Linked DNA regions of Homo sapiens: region 2 is linked to region 1. A link is an interaction called in ENCODE POLR2A ChIA-PET data of the cell type or tissue named here. Cell type or tissue: OCI-LY7. All regions are shown on one strand. Each heading gives the region's core, and the rest is flanking DNA. Links, peaks and the distances in the headings are about the cores only.

Region 1 (5,220 bases), core at 1-5,000:
GCAACTTTTTGTTTCATTGATTTTTTTTTTTAATCTGTTTTCTATCATTGGTTTCTGCTCTTTACTACTTATTTTCTTTTACTTGTTTGGATTTAACTTGCTCTTTTAAAGTGGAAGCTTTACACTTCGATTTTAAGCCTTTTTTCTAAAAGCATTTAAAAGCTATACATTTCTCTCTAAGCATTACTTTGCTGCATCCCACACATTTTCATGATCATTTGATTCAGAATTTCTTTAATTTTCCCCCTATTTTCTTTGATTCATGGATTATTTAGAATTCTGTAGTTTCGTTTTTAAACATTTGAGGATATTTTAGGTGATTTAATTCATTGTAGAACATAGACTGCATGATTTCACTTGTTTTAGATTGAGATTGTTTTGTAGCCCAGGAAATGTTTTATCTTGGTGAATGTTCCATATGTACTTGAGAAGAATGTGTATTATATTGTTGGTTGTAGTGTTCCATAAAAGTCAGTTTAGCTCATTGGTAGTGGGGCCTAAATCATCTGTATCCTAACTGATAGTGTGTGGTTGTGTGTCTTTGTTTTTTCTTTGTCCCATCTGCTTTTTGGGTTCTTTGATTTTCTTCTTTTGTTTCTTCTTCTGGATTAATCAAGGATTTTATAATATTCAGATTTATCTCCTCTGTTGGGGTTTTAGCTGTACCTCTTTATTTTTTAAGAGGCTGTTCTAGGGATTACAGAATGCATTCTCAATTTATCATAAAATAGCAAGAATATTATACCACCTTACATGTTTCACATGTAATAAAACATACTTTCATATACTATTTTCATCCTTTGTGCTTTTATTGTCATAAGTTTTGCTTCTAAATGTATTATAGTTATTGTATTTTGTGATAATTTGTGCTTCAGAAAGTTATTCTTTGAAGAAACTAAGAAATGAGAAAAATTAACATCTACCTGTATATTCAACATCTACATATATATTTACCATTTTTGCCATTCTTTATTCCTACATAAAGATCAAAGTTTACATCTCATATCATTTTCTCTCAGTCTGAAGAACTTGATTTAACATTTCTTGTATTGTAGGTGTCTTAGTGACAAATTCTTTCAGCTTCTGTTTTCAGCTTTTATCTGAAGATACCTTTATTAATCTTTACTTTTTCTATATATTTTGTTTGTTCGTTTAGAGATAAGGTCTTACTCTGTTGCCCAGGCTGGAGTCCAGTGGCCTGATCATAACCCACTGCAGCCTCAAACTCCTGGGCTCAAGTGATCCTCCCACCTCAGCCTCCCAAGTAGGTGGGACTATAGGCACACGCTACCGTGCCTGGCTAATGTTTTAATTTTTTTGGAGAGTTGGGGTCTCACTTTGTTGCCTGGGCTGGTCTCGTACCCCAGGGCTCAAGCAATCCTCCTACCCCAGCCTCCTACGGTCCTGAGATTACAGGTGTGAGCCACCATGCCTGGTTATTTAAAAAAATATGTTTTGAATAATACAGCCAATTCTGTTTTTTTAAGCTGTCACTATGTTCTGTATAGCCACCAAAAACAGGGAATTAGCAAATACTGAATCATTGTTCTTAGGGGAAATACAGACTTGGCTCCTGTAAGCCTCTTGTCATAATATTTTTGTTAACCAATCAGTATATTACCTTGTTTTATGTGTTTTTCTATTTAAAGCCACCTGGGGTACAAAAATACAGTTGGATAGAAGGAATAAGTTCTAGTATTTGATAGTACAGTAGAGAAATTATAGTTAATGATTTATTCTATATTTCAGAATAGCTAGAAGAATTGTAATGTTTCTAACACAAAGAAAAGAAAAATGTTTGAGGTGATATATAACCCAGTCACTCTGACTTGATCATTACACATTGCATATAGGTATCAAAATATCATATGTACTACCAAAATATAAAACAACTGTTATATATCAATTAAAAAATAAAGACATCTTATTTAATATGTATTATTGATTCATTAACATTGAACTCATGGCCAAGAACACTATAATTTATGCCTGAAGGAAGATTATCTAACATATGTTTTCTCTGTAAGGCACATCATAGCCTTCTTGTGGTTAAAAACACTCGATACCATGTCAGCGCTGTGCTTAAGGGCCATATGAAACAGGGAAGTCAGTGGCAGAGCTGAAACAAGAAGGCGGTAGGGTTACCTTGTTCCATCTCAGCTGGGAACTTGTACTTTGGATGACCCGCTCTGGTTTGCCTGCTCTGCTCATTGCATGTCCTGAAAGTGCTGCAAGTATGGATTTTGGGGCTACAAATTTAGTGAGCAGGTAAATGAGCAAATAAGGAATCCATGAATAATGAGGATCATCTGTATATAATTTTAGATTGTCAGTTTTTTCATAACTTTAAAGGCGTTCATTACCTTTTGGATTACATCAATGAGAGGTGAGGTCATTCTTATTGTTGTTTACCTGCTTTTTTCCTCTGACTGTTTTTAGGGTTGTCTCTATCTTTGATTTTCAGTTTGACCCTTATGGTGTGCCTTTTTGTGGTGTTGTGTTTATTCTGCTTGGAGTACATTGAGCTTTGTGGCTCTGTTGGTTGGTATTTTCAAAATGCCAACTTCTGTCCAATTTTAGGCCATTTTTTCTTTTTTTTTTTTTTTAACTTCTTCAGTCTTTTTTAAAGAGACAGGGTCTTAACTGTGTTGTCCAGGGTGGAGTGCAGTGGCGTGATCATGGCTTGTTACAGCCTCAAACTCCTGGGCTTGAGTGATCCTCCCATCTCAGCCTCCTGAGTTGCTAGAACTGCACGTGTGCACCACTACACCGGCTAATTTTTAAGTTTTTTGTAGAGATAGGGTCTCACTGTGTTGTCCAAACTGGTGTCCCAACTCCTGGCCTCAAGTGGTCCTCCCACTTTGGCCTCCTAAAGTGTTGGGGTTACAGGCATGAGCTCCCATGCCTGGCCACTGTTGCTTTTTTTAAGGGGACTGCAATTATAGGTATTTTAACTCCTTGATTGTCTCTCAGCACTGAGGCTCTGTTCCTTTTTTCACTTGCCCTTTTCCCTTGTTGTGTTTCAGTTTGGATACTTTCTGTTGTTGTTTTTTAAGTTTGTTTATCAATAAATCTTTTTTTCTGTATTGTCTAATCTGCCTTTAAGCTCATCTAGTGATTATTTTCAGTTAATATAATTTACAATTCTAGCATCTCCATTTGGTCCTTTAGTCTATATTTCTCCACCAAGATTCCCTGTCTACTCTATATGTCTGTCTTTTTCTGTACTTAATATCTTAATAGCTATTTTAATTTTCATTTTAATATTTGCTAATCCAGGCCAGGTGTGTTAGTTCACACTTGTAATTCCAGCACTTTGGGAAGCTGAGGCTGGCGGATCACTTGAGGTCAGGAGTTTGAGACCAGCTTGGCCAACGTAGTGAACCCCGTCTCTACTAAAAACACAAAAATTAGCTTGGTGTGATGGCAGACACCTGTAATCCCAGCTACTCAGAGGCTGAGGTGGGATAATTGCTTGAACCTGGGAGGTGGAGGTTGCAGTGAGCCAAGATAGCCCCGCTGTACTCCAGCCTGGGTGACAGAGCAAGACTCCGCCTCAAAAAAAAAAAAGTGCGAATCCAACGTCTACGTTATTTGTTTGTTTATATTTGCTATTCTTTCTTATTTATGGTCATATTTTCTTGCTGCTTTGCATGTCCATTAATTTATTTTATACTGCATGTCATGGATTTGGTGGTTTTAACTTTGTTCTGGCAGGCAGTTAATTTGCTGGAAAATCATTTTGATCCTTTCAAGTTTTGATTTTAAAGTTAGGGTGGGTCTAGAGGTAGGGGTCTGCAGACTTACAGGGCCAGTTAGAGTAAATAGTTTAGGCTTGTGGGCCATACAGCCTTTGTCTAAACTGTTCGTCTCTGTTTTTATTGTGCAAAAGTAGTTATAGACAGCACAGAAGTGAATGGGCGTGGCTGTGTTCCAATACAATATGGGCTCATGAGCCATGGTTTGCTGACTCTTGGTCTAGAGTATCCTTTAGGCTTAGAGTAGTCCTGCTTGAGGTGTTTAGAGAGATCTTTCCTTTCTGACTGGTCAGAATTTTTAGATCAGGTCTTCAGCACTTTCTGACCTTCGATATAATCCAGTTAATTTGCAGCTCTACCATAGGTTTCTTGGCTAGGCCTTGCCGAGTCTTGTGCTGTGCACATGCAGCGTAGTATTCACCCAGAGGTTTAAGAGGAACCCCTATCCAGATTTTTGGAGCTCCTTTTCTGTGAGGCTTTACTTTGTATGTTACCCTGTCTCACAAATTCCAGACAACTCCTCAGCCTCCTCAGCTTAGCAAGAGTGCGGTATTCTTAGGCTTCTCTCTGTACTGTAGACCAGAATGTGCCTTCAGACAGAAAGCAGCGTAGTCATCTTGCAGGTTTCCCTTTTCTCAGGATTCACACTGCTGTCCTGCCTCTTGTCCAGTGTCTCAAGATAGTTGCTTCTAGTATTTTGCCCATATTTTTAGTTGCTTATATTGGAAGAATTAGTCTGTTGTAATTACTCTCATAGCCAGAAGCAGAAGTTCTATGGTTTTAAAATGCAGGTTTTTTGTAGTATTGTAATTAGATATGATTTAAATGCCTCTTTTCTCGTATGTGAAATGGGGGTAACAGTAGTACCTACCTTACAGGGTAGTTTTGAGAACAGAATGAACATCTGAAACAAATGTGCCGGCTCAGCACAGTACCTGTCCCACATTAATGTTTCTATAAATGTTGTTACATTGTAAAATAGAAGCAATTGATCAATGCAATATTTCTGCTAATTACAAGGTATTTACTGGGTGACGATTTACCTTGTTTCAGGAGAACTAACTTGAGGGGCTGATACAGTAAGAAGGATTGCACCAGTTGCACTTGTACATAAATACATCCTTCAGAAGATGAAGCACATCTCGTGCTTTGAGGAAGCCTAGCCAAAAAATAATAATAATTATAAAGCACAAAGACTTGGGAATTAGATGTTTTGACCCTCTGGCCTCCTAGTTCTGTGACTTAGGGCAAGTTGTTTCTTCTTTTTTCTTTCCCTCTCCCTCCTTCACAACATTTTTAGGTGGGTACTCTTATTATCCTTATTTTACAAGTTTCATTAGGCACAGAAAGGCTAAGAGTTACAGTTGTAAGTGATGGATTTGTGATTTGGACTTAGGCAATTCAATTTCATGATCTGTGATTGCTTTATTAGGAGTCTGAACTGTATTCTTGAAGTCCCAGA
Region 2 (5,517 bases), core at 240-5,239, 260 kb before region 1:
GGGGACTTCTATGATAGACGGACAACTAAGCCTGAGTTTTTGAGACCTGGTCCTCGAAAAACTGAAGATACCTACTTCATTAGTTCTGCGGGAAAACCTACACCAGGCACTCAAGGAAAAATAAAATTAGTAAAAGAATCTTCTCTGTCACGACAATCAAAAGATAGTAACCCTTATGCAACTTTACCTCGTGCAAGCAGCGTGATCTCAACTGCCGAAGGAACTACACGAAGGACAAGCATCCATGATTTTTTGACCAAGGACAGTAGACTGCCTATATCAGTTGATTCACCACCAGCTGCTGCTGACAGCAACACCACTGCAGCATCTAGTGAGTACCATTTACACCAGTGGTCCTCTCATATACTTGACATCCCAACACATACTATAGGTTCTTGTGCCCAAAATGATTTAGCTATAGACATGCCTGAGCCTCTATATGCCCAGGCTAGAAACTCAAGAACAGGAAGGTCACATTTTCTAAACCAAACTTTTGCCACTATTAGGATGCCTAGTGATGCATTCGGAATGTTGGCAAAAGATAGCATAGGACCATTTACTGTGGCCCATTCATCTCAGCCATTCTTATCCCTGAATACAGAATTAGTTAGTAACATAAGTGGGTTACCTCCTAGGCCAGTTATCAGAATAACTGACCAGGCTTCTGCCTCTTTGGATAAACCTGCACAGAAAGAAAATGAACAGTTTTCTGATCATCAGAACCCTAGTAACAGTAACCTACAGTTTTCTATAAATAGCAACAATCTTGTCACTTCTGCATGCCTCTATCCTGATGACACAGAAGCTGCATTGTTGGTTTCTGAGGATAATCAAACTGTTTGGTATGAATATGGTTGTATATGATCAAAACTGCACAATATAATATATTGATGTTATTTGATATACACTGCTTCTCTAATATGATTTGAAAAGTTGCTGTTAACAAAATATCATTTGGCTAGGTTTTTATTTTTTATTTAAAATTGTTGCACAGTGTTCAGCTGTACATGATGGCATGTATATTAATGTGAATGTGTAACCACACCAAAACCTGCATGAAATATTAATTACTTTGTCCATTTTCTGCATGCCTTTAAAAACCTTAACCATACATGCTCCTCCTTCACATTTTTTGTTGCCTGATAAGATTGTTACTTTGATATCCAGAAGCATGTTAAAACAGTTGCATGCTCTCTTACCAAGAAGACATTTCCAAGTCATATTTGCTTTGTTGCTTCTGGAAAAAAATGTTCATTTCCTCCCTCCCTTCCTCCTCTTCCCACCCCTCACTTGCTCTGACTGTCACTCCTTTTTTTCTTCCAGAATGTGTACTTTATATTACATATGTACAGTATCAGTAGGGAAAATGTAAAAAGATGTTGTTTTCTTTTGTCATTTAATTAGGCCATCTGTCCTGTTTTAAAGAAATAGTTAATAATTCAACACTTTATATAACAAATATTAACTAATACCCATATTTATAAAACATTTTTCAGATTTAAAAGATTGTTAATACTTATAAACTTAGTGTTATTCTTAGAAAACCCCATCAAATTTAAATGTGATTTACACAGTGACTAGGAACATTTGTATTTATTGTTTCTTCTCTGCACTTTTCATCATCTGATAAATACAAGAGCTCAAGTAACTGTCTTTTCTTCAAGATGGCTTCTATACTTGAAATCAGTTAATACAATAGTTTTTCCAGTTCTTTTTTTATAGAGAGTCAAAGAGAAATAAACCAAATTATATTCATTGTGTTGGAAATTTGTATTTTTACTTCTAATCAAAAAGGGTAGCAAGTTTACAAAGTGGTAAAAATTGTTACTTCTATAATTAATCTATTATTAAATTATACATGTATATCCTTAAAACAGAATTTTTTTTAAATGAATAATCACACTAAAATGTAAAATTAGAACTTGTAACCATTTAAACAAGTATGTTTCTAGTAGAACAAATTTTAGAACTAAGAATAAATACACTCTTTAGCTTAAAAAAAAAAAAAAAAGTAAGAAAATATTTGTTAACTTTGACTCCAGTGCAAAGAACTTTTATTTTTGTGTTCACAGCACTTTTAAAGCAAATTAGCTAAATTTGAATCTCTAACTCCCAGATTGCTAAAAACAAAAAAACCCATAACCCTGATCCATTTACTTCCAGAGAAATACACATTGGCATTCTCTCTGGAATGTTTTTTGCCATTTGGATTTAGCCTATAGCTGATAAGGACTCAGCCTGGCACCTGGAAGGAATGCCTTCAAATGTGACCATGTGGGGATGAAATTATGTTATACTTGTTGTTGTTGTTGTTGTATTAAGTGGTTATTAACTGGACCAAAGAAAAAATCTGTAGAGAATATTTCCTAATGAAATTTGTCTCCTTTGTAATCACACTTTTTTTCCGATAGCTATTACAAAAAAAAAAAAAAATGGTTCTGGTACAGGTAATCAAATGAACACAATCAGAGGATTGTCATATTTTAGTACCACCTAATATACTTTTTGCATCCTTCTATTTTATTGTCAGTTACTTCCCAGTCAGTCCTGACATTTCAAATATATTTGGTGCTAATATTTTCCCTTTTGTTTTTTCATAGGCCAGTAACAAAACTTAATAGTAAACATAGCTGAGATTAAATGGGGGCAGTATATGACACAAATGTTATAATTAGTGTTATTTCTTTTCCACACTGAGTCAAAGATTATTTCACAGCTATTTCAACTTTTTAGATATCATAATTCTGACCATAACACTTCAAAATATTGTATTTATTCATTCAAAATTCATTGAAAAATCACATGCTATTATATTAAAATTATGTGATTATTTTACAAAATTAGACTTACAGAAAAGAACTATTTCCTACCCAAAAAGCTATATGTTTATATGCAGCATGTTTCCAAAAAAAAAAAAAATACACTGTGCATATAAGAGAAATATGTATCATGTCCATGTGTCCTGAGGACTGTTGGAAAATACAGTCTGGACTTCAGAAATCATCACCTGCTGTGGAGTCATAAAATTCCCCCCAAAACACCACTAGTTCTTTTTGTTTGTTTGTTTGAGATGGAATCTCACTCTGTAGCCTAGGCTGGAGTACAGTGGCGTGATATCATCTCACTGAAACCTCTGCCTCCTGGATTCAGGCAATTCTCCTGCCTCAGCCTCCCAAGCAGCTGGGATTACAGGAGCATGCCACCACGCCCAGCAAATTTTTGTATTTTTAGTAGAGACGGTGTTTCACCATGTTGGCCAAGCTAGTCTCCAACTCCTGACCAGCTTCCCAAAGTGCTGGGATTACAGGCGTGAGCCACTGCGACTGGCCACAACACTAGTTCTTATCAACGTTTTTTCATAGCATTTGGAATCAAATTTTTAGTGGTGAAAATACCTTAGAAATCATATGGAACCGATGTGTCCCAAACATTTAAGAAAAAAAACAATACTTTCTGTAAGTGAAATCTTACATAGATGCCCCAAATTTTAAAAAATGAATTTCATTTAAAGTAAAAGTGAAACAACTCTGACTCAATTGAGCAATTGCACTTATTTCCTCTAAGACACCTCCAGTTTTCAAAAGGATTATTTGTAAAACTATTCGAAGATTCAGTACCCTAATTTTATAAATGATGAAGCTGGATAGCTTTCAGTATTCCTGGCCTAGCTTTCTAGAAATTATAAACATATTCTTATGCACTGCATCCCCTTTGACCAAAGCAATTTTAGCTTTAACCAATGTAAGGAGGAACATTATTTGCCTATAAAATATGCATCAAGCCCTGGTTTTCTTAGTAAATAATACAAATACTTCATTCCAGATGGTTTTGCTACTACATGCAAGATTATGTTTAAGACTGTAGGTGACCATTTAGTAAATAAACATAGTAAGGCTATCTGGCACTAAGAGGGGGGGAAATGTAATTGTTATAGTTTTTTTAAAAATTATAGCTTTCCTAGGAATATTACTTATAGCTTTAAAATATAAAAATCGATCTTTAAGTATTGAGATGCCTATGAGATTAATAATTTTCCCAGACAGTTACAGATTCCTTCTCCTTGCCCTACTCAGTGAGAGTGTATTTCTTATCTTCTGAATTGTATTTTGTTTCATCTTTGACTAAATAACATGAAATGCTTTTCTCCTGCAGATGTGGACAAAGTACAAGAAAGCAGAAATTCAAAAAGCAGGTCTAGGGAGCAACAAAGCTCCTAATTCTATTACCCACTACATGACATGTGGGCCAAGTGGTGAGTTTCCTGCTTAAAATGTAAATGAGATTAGTCTCATTTATACAAACTAACCAAATTAAGTGTGAAACAAGTGCACATTGCATTAACAGATGTAAATATTGCTTGCTTAATTCATTGACTTTCTGTTCTACTTACTAGTGAAGCAAGATTAGTTGGCTGCCATAGGTTTTTACCTGTCAGCGCAAGGAACAAGTATTTTTTTTTAAGTTTTTTTGTCACTTTAAATTTAATTTTACTAGTGAATTATGTTCTAGGAATTACTTTTTTAGTTTGAAGCCTTTTGTGGTAGGAATACAACTTCCCCACAGTTTTCTTGAAAATTAATGACTAAATGCCTATTCTATGATGAGCCACTCAAAAATTATCTCTGATTGTCTGTCATTCTCATTCTTATAGAAATACCTGGTGCATGCTGTTCTTATAGTGGCTGCTCTGTATTTTGTGTCTCTCTTATCTTTAAGCTTTTCTTATATTTTCTTTCTTCTTTCTACCTTCCAACTAAATACAGAGAGAAAAGTGTCCTTCAGTTTCTCAGTATGAAGCCTTTATTTCTGAAGTAACAAGACACCTAGCAACTATAGGAATCATTTTTAAAAATCTTTAAGGAGACTTTTAACAGTCCTTCGTGAATAGAGCAGGCAAGAAATACAAACCTTCATTCCTTGAATCAAGGAGCACTACTGGATTCAACTGCCAAAATTTTTTAAAGGTTTTAGGACTTACTATACCTTGTACTGTTAAGATCTACTGAATAAAGGACGTTCTCTCACTAAGGACCAGGTGTTTTAAGGTTAAGTGTTTAAAGAAGTACTCCAAGAACAATCTGCTTTTTTCATCATTTGTTTTATGAATTTATCCATGTTTGCTTAATGCTTCTGCTAAGTGTTAGCCAAAATCTAGCCATTTATATTTAGTTGTGTAAACCTAAATTAAATGCTGTAGTATTTTGTGGAATGTACTATATAGCAAGATACAGAGAAAATTGTTTTGGCATGTCAGAGCCTTATTTGGTTAGCAGACTGCATGTGTTGATACTTTTTTTTTCTTAAAGCCAATTATTTTGATGCAAAAGAAATTCAGTTTATAAGATAAATCTGAAAAATCCATAATGAAATAGGAGTTATAAAAAATTTATAGTGATATTAATCTTTCCATATTTCCCATTAAGCAACACTAAGCATTCATAAGTTAACCCATGGTAAAGAGTGTTTTTCTGAAACTTTTTTTTAGTAAGATGGTTTTTCAGCAAATGGCATTCCCAA

Evidence for each region. Peaks named below come from ENCODE experiments on the same cell type or tissue, not always from the same donor. Only the 100,000 strongest peaks of a DNase experiment are listed, where the experiment ranks them.
Region 2: POLR2A ChIA-PET joins it to region 1 with 7 read pairs; 2 of 35 experiments call an interaction of 5 or more read pairs at or near these places.

The regions. Positions count from the first base shown.
Region 1 is chr2:55,030,437-55,035,656 of GRCh38, reverse strand. The region is part of intron 1 of RTN4 (reticulon 4); the gene reads left to right. Among named protein-coding and RNA genes, the nearest start is that of RTN4, 17 kb to the left of the region's middle. RefSeq lists an enhancer at 1,963-2,012. In OCI-LY7, for the core only: no CTCF peak of the experiment used is centred there; a DNase peak (open chromatin) is centred at 2,106.
Region 2 is chr2:55,290,411-55,295,927 of GRCh38, reverse strand. It overlaps CCDC88A (coiled-coil domain containing 88A), which reads left to right. Exons shown (of 33, transcript NM_001365480.1): 31 at 1-331; 32 at 4,153-4,252; 33 at 4,764-5,517. The coding sequence ends at 4,217. Among named protein-coding and RNA genes, the nearest start is that of MTIF2, 24 kb to the right of the region's middle. RefSeq lists a silencer at 1,101-1,395. In OCI-LY7, for the core only: no CTCF peak of the experiment used is centred there; no DNase peak of the experiment used is centred there.